Regions from separate parts of the Homo sapiens genome. Here region 1 is linked to region 2. Evidence: chromatin contacts called from ENCODE Hi-C data. All regions are on one chromosome and are shown on one strand. Each heading gives the region's core, a stretch centred on a gene start or an enhancer-like site at or near the end of the contact. The rest is flanking DNA. Distances are from core to core; before and after follow the strand shown.

Region 1 (3,643 bases), core at 748-3,247, 550 kb after region 2:
TGTGGGTCCTGGGCACTGTCCTGCTCCCCTGGTTGTGGAGTTGCCAGGACGGCGGGACAATCAACACAACGCTCTTCTTCTTCTGTCGGGGACATCACCACAGAGAAGAAAAGAGCCTCTCCCTAGAGAGAAATCCTGATGTCTGAAACTTCAGCTGAATGGAGGAGAAAGGATAATTCATCACCTTTCCCCAGAGCCAGGGCAGCACGTAGGAGCTGCGTTTTGAGGGGAGGATGACAGAAAGAGTGCACACAGCACACCAGCTGTGCTAGGGCTGGGCCAGGCCAACCGTGGGCCCTTGGGGAGCCCATGCCCCCCACCAGCAGCCTGCTGCCAGGTTCCTGGGCCCGTGTGTGCGCCTCCTCCCAGGTGTTCAGCTCGGCTCTGACCTAGGAGCTGCCAGGAAGGGCTGTGCAGATGGAATTAAGGTCCCCATGAGTTGACTGTAAGATGGGAGATTGCTGGGGGCCGGAGTCCTTTAAGGCAGAGAGCTTTCTCCTGCAGGACCCAGAAGAAGACATCAGTGTTCAAAGCACGAGAAAGATCCAACCTGCCCTTGCCCCTGCGGAAGGAGGAGCCACGTGGCATGGAACGAGGGTGGCCTCTAGGAGTGACCCCGCTGACAGCCAGCGAGGAAATGGGGACCCTATTCCCACTCCACAGGAACTGAATTGTGCCCACAAGGAGGAGCTGGGAAGTGGAGTTTTCTCCAGAGGTTCCTGATGAGAACTCAGCTAGTCAGCACCTTGATCTCCGCTGGGCGAGGTCTGTGCAGAGCCACAGGCAGGCAGTGTGACTTCTAACCTTCAGAATCGGGAGCTAATGAAGGGGTGGGGCTTAAACCACAAAATTTCTGTGTGTGTGTGTGTGTGTTTTTTTGTTTTTTTAAAAAAAGAACACTACATAGCAATAGAAAGTAAACGAACATCCCCTGCATTAAATTGCACATGTATTGAAGTTCAGTAGATGTAAATTAGCACAGCTGTCTCTTCTTTCCTGAAAGCATTTTTTTTGTTTTGTTTTGTTTTAGAAACACAGTCTCACTCTGTTGCGCAGGCTGGAGTGCAGTGGTGCGATCTCAGCTCACGGCAACCTCCACCTCCCTGGTTCAAATGATTCTCCTGCCTCAGCCTCCTGAGTAGCTGGGACTACAGGCGTGTACCACCATGCCCGGCTAATTTTTGTATTTTTAGTAGAGATGGGGTTCCACCGTGTTAGCCAGGATGGTCTCGATCTCCTGACCTCTGGTGATCTGCCTGCCTTGGCCTCCCAAAGTGCTGGGATTACAGACATGAGCCACCATGCCGGCCCTGAAAGCATTTATTTTGAAACAATTTCAAACTGAAAAACACCTCTATCCTCTTCTCCCACACTGACCAATTGTTCCTCACCAGTTGTCTATGTATTTGCTAAATCATTCTGTGTGTGTGTATCATGTGCGAGTGCGTATTTTTTTTCTGAGCCATCTGAGCCCATTTACCCCTACAAAGAAAGAAATTCATTTATATAAGCACATAAAAAATTCAACCCTGATGAAATGTCTATTCTATAGACCTAATGTGAAGTATGAATATGCCCACTTTACAGACGGACAAACTAAGGTGGAAAAGTTACATGCCTTACCCAAAGCCACACAAATGGTAAGTGGCAAAACCAGGTTCCACCTTGAAATCCTGGGCTCTTTTCCTTGTGTTCTGTCCGTTTCAATTGGGGTCCAGTCGGAACAAGATAAACTACTCTGGGTGTTTCGAAGAGCTGAGATTTAATATAGGAAGCCCTGTAACTGTAGGAAGCCAAAGCTATTCCTTTGGGGGACTCAGAGAGGGGAATGGTGTCACCCAACAGCCCAAGAATGTACTCAGCACCCCAGCTCTCAAAGCTTCAGGAAGGGAGAGACCCCCTCCACCTCCTGCTGAGCAGGAGCCCAGGAGCCGCCCCCTGCACCCCGGGCTGACCTGCCAGAGCCTGAAGTCACCAGCTTCCCGTCACTGCTCAAGCGAAGTGGGGGTCTGAATTCACAGCTTCGCCATCAGCTATTGGGGGACCCGCACGAGTCATTTAGCCTGCGAATGCCTCATTCCTCTGTAAAATGGGGCATCTGGTTTAGATGAGCTGTAAGTTTCATTCCAGTTCTGAAATGACTAATTCTTCCCTCATTGTGTTCTTTGACTTTGAACAACTCATGCCTCTGTTTTGCGCCTCCTCTTTTTCAGTAGCCTCTTTAGATCCGATAGCAGTCCAAGGGGAGGCAAGGGAGCCTGGGGTGGTGGAGGACACCCGCGATGACCAACCCGTGTGCTTGCCACGGCTGGCTTCTGCTCCAAAGGCACCCTCTCCTCTTCTCCACACCCCATCCCCTCTTCTTTCTCTCTTGCTCCTCATCTGAGCTCCTTTCCTAGGTTGGGGAATTCCCCACCTTACAGACTTATTTTAGTTAGTTATTCATAACTAGGTATGTCTTACCATGGAGGCAGCAGTAGCTGCTGAAACCATCAGATACTTCCCCAGCCTTCCCTGCAGCTAAGGGGGTGAGGTTGAGACCTCCACGGGGGGAGCCAGAAGCTCCTGCCCAGCCTCTTAAGGTAACTCAAGAGACAAAGGAGCAGGCTCAAGAGGCGGTGCCCCCATGCGGATCTAGCGTCCTGAGTTTGCCAGAGCCGCCCTCTGATGTGAATTTGGCCAGAGTTCTGGCAGCTTTGGCTAGTTCTCCTGACTTTCTCCCAAACCTGTGAGCTACTCGATACCCTCCAATAAATTCCTCTCTGATTTAATCACCCAGAGTTGGATCCCTAGCTTGCAGCCAAAACTCCTGACTGACACACATGTTATCTCATGCAATGCTCACAGCCACCCTAGGGGCAGGTGTTATTATTGTCTCCATTTTACAGATGAGGAAACTGAGGCACAGTGAGGCCAAGGAGCTTGCATATGAAGTCACGTAGCTGTGAGGGGCGGCAGCCCCCAGATTATGTCACCAATGCAGCCTAAGACGTGGCAGAAAATGCTTCAGGGATGAGGCCAGGTGTGGTGGCTCACACCTGTAATCCCAGCACTTCAGGAGGCCAAGGCAGGCAGATCACTTGAGCCTAGGAGTTCAAGACCAGCTTGGACAACATGGTGAAACCCCGTCTCTACCAAAAATACAAAAAATTAGCTGGGTGTGATGGCACATACCTGTGATCCCAGGTATCTGGGAAGCTGAGATGGGAGGACTGCTTGAGCCCGGGAGGTTGAGGCCGCAGTGAACGGTGATCACGCCACTGCATTCATTCCAGCCTGGGCCACAGTCCTGTCTCAAAAACAAACAAACAAACAAACAAAAAACAAGAAGAAGAAAATGCAGCAGTGACAAGAAACTCCTGGTCACTCAGCACAGGCTTTTCCTGAGGACAGAGATGTGTGGTGAGAGCTTGTGCAGCCCCTCCTGTAGAACGAGAGCTGCTCCATCTCAGCTTCCTCTAGAAAGGTGACGTTTCCTATAGATTTTTGTTTTAAGCTTGGAGCAGAGGACCATACTGTACAAACAGCAAATTAGGAAAATTAAACTTACTGTTTTAGTGGAAGAAAACTGATTTTTCTTTTCCTTTTTTTCGAAACGTGTCTCTCTCTGTTGCCCAGGCTGGAGTGCAATGGCGTGACCATG
Region 2 (3,433 bases), core at 58-2,557:
GACTCCGTCTCAAAAAAAAAAAAAGAAAAGAAAAAAGAAATTGTCTCGAGAGTCCAAATCACTCGCAAGCTCAGTGCACATCAACAGGGACGCAGCAGCTTAGAACACAGACGCAAGCGGGAGGCACGTGTGCCAGTGTGTCACTGCAGCCCATTCTTTGCCTGGTGGCTGAGCACCCCTCAGGTAAAGTGTATGGGGTCTTAGAAGTCAAGTTGGTGGATGCAGTTTGAATTCAGCTTCCAGTATTTAAAATGTTTGTAATTGTATAAATCAGAGGCTGTGTAATGTTGGGGTCAAAAGCAGGAATGCTGGAGCCAAACTAACTGGGTGTGAATCCCAGTGTTTATAAGCTGTGTATCCTTGAGGAAGTTACTTCACCTCTCTGAGTGTCAGTTGCCTCATCTATACAATGGAGGCAATAGCACTGCCTCCCTCCTAGGGTTTCAGTGAGAATTGAGTCAGTGACTCTAGGTAAAACACTCAGAAGAATGCCGGCACACCGAAAGTGCAAATTCTGGTTGCTAATGGTATTAGTGACTCAGCTGTTGCTTTCAAAAGGTTGATGAGTTGTTTTTGCCTGGAGGGCCCTGGACTCGGAATGCCTGGCCACCCTCAATACTCTCGAACCTAAACTCCTAGTCACCCTTGTATGGTCAGGCTGTGTCTGGCCACTCCCGACAGGAGGTGAGTAAGAGGGACCAATGACCCTCTCCCCAGAGCAGCCCGAGGCCACATGCACCAGCCCATGGTGCTCCTATGGCCCTTGGAGAGCCCCACTAAGGAAGGGCTGTCCCTCTGCTGGCTGGTCCGTGGGGACCCAGTATTCTGAGGACTCACAGCTGCTGAGGAAACACACTTCCACTACCAGCTTCACACCCAGCACGTGCGGGAGCCGTGGAAAGCCACCACCCTTGTCTCCCTTCCTTAGCTAGGAACCCTCTCTTCTTCTTCACTGGGTCTTGGGAAGACTGGAGAGGGCTTTACCCCCTGAGAATGGAACATTGTATAATCATCTACTTGTTCAGAGGAGAGAAATCCTACTCCAGCTCAATCTCTAGAAGAGATTTCTGTAGGCAGCCCAGCACTTCAGCTCAGACGCCATCGCACGCTGGGACCTTAGCCAAATCCTCTTGTTCTTAATTTCTCCCCATCAACACGAGAGTGTTGATTTCAGGGGAGCCTGGAAACTTCTCCATCCACCCAGACTTGTTGGAGAGGCGACTTGCACAGTGCTTTGCAGAAACACAGGTCTCTGTTTTCAGGAGTTGCTCTCGGGAAGGTGAAGCTGTGATCTTTGAAAGCTTTGTAAAGTTCCCTGCATTTCAGAATCACATTCTTTCCCATTTGCCTTTCCCACAAACCCAAAACAGATTTGGAGCAATGGAAACCATGCTTAGAAAAAAAAACCCTCATGATGGAAAACTGCCAAACCTCATCTTCAAAACTAAATGTGGTCTCATCCCAGTTGTCAAGGCCCAATTTTGTATTTTACTCTTGTATTATTTATTTTGCAAACACTGCAGGTGTGTGACGCCAGATGCTGTTCTAAGAGCTTTGCAAACAGTGACTCATTTCATCCTTATAACAACTCCATAAAGGAGACACTGTTGTTATCTTCATCCTCATTTTTGGAGGGGTAAACTGAGGCATGGTACATGACCCATAAGTAACTAGGGATTTAGACCAGGCAGCAAACTCCAGAGTCCATGGTCTTAACCCACAGTGCTGCCTTTCACTCTGCCATGCTTGCTTGCCTTTTCCATGTAGACTAGAATCTTCTAGAAAGCAGAGATAGTGTCTTCATAAAACATCTGTGAAAGGAAAATACATTTTGGGACCCTAAAATCGCTAATCCAAAGGGAAAAGTCAAGCTGGGAACTGCATCAGGCAAACCTGCCTCCTATTTTATTCGTAAATAAGATCACTACACAGACAAAAATTTACATACCTTGCTCACAATTTACCCACAAGGAAATTCCTCGTGGACAAAGAACAGATGGAACTCAAAGTCATCCCTCTGTTCATATGAGACCAGTGTATATGTGATGGTTTCCTCTGCTCTATTGTCTATGTAAAAACGCAGATTCACTGAGCCAGACTGAGGCATCAGTGATTGTTCCCCTACCCCTCTCTCACATGTAAATTGTGTATTCAGTGAAAGGCTAATTTGAGTTAATCAGAAACTCAAAAGAATGCAACTGTTTGTCTCTTATCTACCTATAACCTGGGAGCCCCCACTTTGAGTTGCCCCACCTTTCTGGACCAAACCAATGTACATCTCACACATATTGATTGATGTCTCATGTCTCCCTAAAATGTATAAAACCAAGCTGAGTCCCAAACACCTTGGGCACCTGTTGTCAGGACCTCCTGAGGCTGTGTCACGGGCATGTCCTTAACCTTGGCAAAATGAACTTTCGAAATGGATTGAGACCTGTCTCAGATACTTTTGGGTTCACACATCTTACAGTGAGTCCTGCAGGCCCCTGACAAATGCCTTGTGATGACGTTGGCAGCTGTTCGCAGCAGCAGCAATGACTGAGAGGTGTCCTTCACCTCCATCTCACTAATTAGACACCACAGCTCTGGGAAGCAGGGGAAACCAGCCATCTCTGCTGGGGCAGCCGCTTCCTACAACCCGCCCAAGTGCCCTGCAAATGACAATGACGGCAGCTCCTGCCCTGAGAAGGGCCTGGGCACGGGAGGGGAACAGTCTCAGGATGCCTGTTCTACTAGGGGAGGGGGCGCAGCTTCCCAGAGGCTCATGGCCTGACTTCTGACCTTCCTGAAACCTGCACCACCGCCCCCTTCCAGCTTCCCTGACTGCAAAACAGCATCTTCTCTTGCATTGTTCTTTGAGGAAATTTGGCAGCAGGCATGGAAAATGTTTCCTCCAGGCCCCCAGCTCAGCACATGAAAGGCAGGCTGCTGTCTGCGGGGCCCCCAGACGCCACTGGATTCCCGGCCAGAACTTGCAGCTCAGGGAGTGGCCCTGTCTCTTTTGTTATGACCCCTCCTCGAGATGCCAAGCTGGCGGGGGAACAACAGCTGGCACTGGCCGGGCTGGCTCTGAGTTCCCCTCTCACAGCTCACCTAGCCTGAGCCCCTGGGACCAGGTGGGGCTGCTCCAGGACCAGGAGCACCTCCGGGGGCTGCAGCCATGTCCTCGGGAATGTCAGAGGCCTGATGCTGGCAGGGGCTTCACTCACACGCCACGCATGGCAGGAGGGGCGAGCGCTCCCCAGGCCTGGCTGTTGTTTATTCCCCTCCTTGCCCCTGTTGGGGGGTTGACTTTGAGCACTGACATCAGAGTTTCATTTCGAGAGACCCTCAGTGTTCACTAGAGCAAGGTCTGCTCTGCAGAATATGACAGCCAGGCGCCCCCTCCTACCGTAGACTTGGGGTCCTCACCCAGGGGCCCTCAGAGACCGGT

Evidence for each region. Hi-C counts contacts between places; a loop is a spot of excess contacts on that map. Pooled maps may share reads with other maps.
Region 1: a loop to region 2 is called in a pooled map, with 2.9 times the contacts of the local background. The contact joins two enhancer-like sites. A Hi-C loop is called at or near these places in 4 of 37 single-sample maps with no recorded cell type and 3 of 50 pooled maps.

The regions. Positions count from the first base shown.
Region 1 is chr10:6,134,359-6,138,001 of GRCh38, forward strand. The region is part of intron 1 of LOC101928080 (a long non-coding RNA gene); the gene reads right to left. Among named protein-coding and RNA genes, the nearest start is that of MIR3155A, 16 kb to the right of the region's middle. RefSeq lists enhancers at 1-324, 325-872, 2,215-2,514. Within about 2 kb of position 1,998, at least 3 of the 41 ENCODE cell types and tissues checked have a DNase peak (open chromatin) inside an H3K27ac peak, as active enhancers do.
Region 2 is chr10:5,584,569-5,588,001 of GRCh38, forward strand. No RefSeq gene overlaps it. Among named protein-coding and RNA genes, the nearest start is that of LASTR, 9.8 kb to the right of the region's middle. RefSeq lists enhancers at 1-1,170, 2,853-3,433. Within about 2 kb of position 1,308, at least 7 of the 41 ENCODE cell types and tissues checked have a DNase peak (open chromatin) inside an H3K27ac peak, as active enhancers do.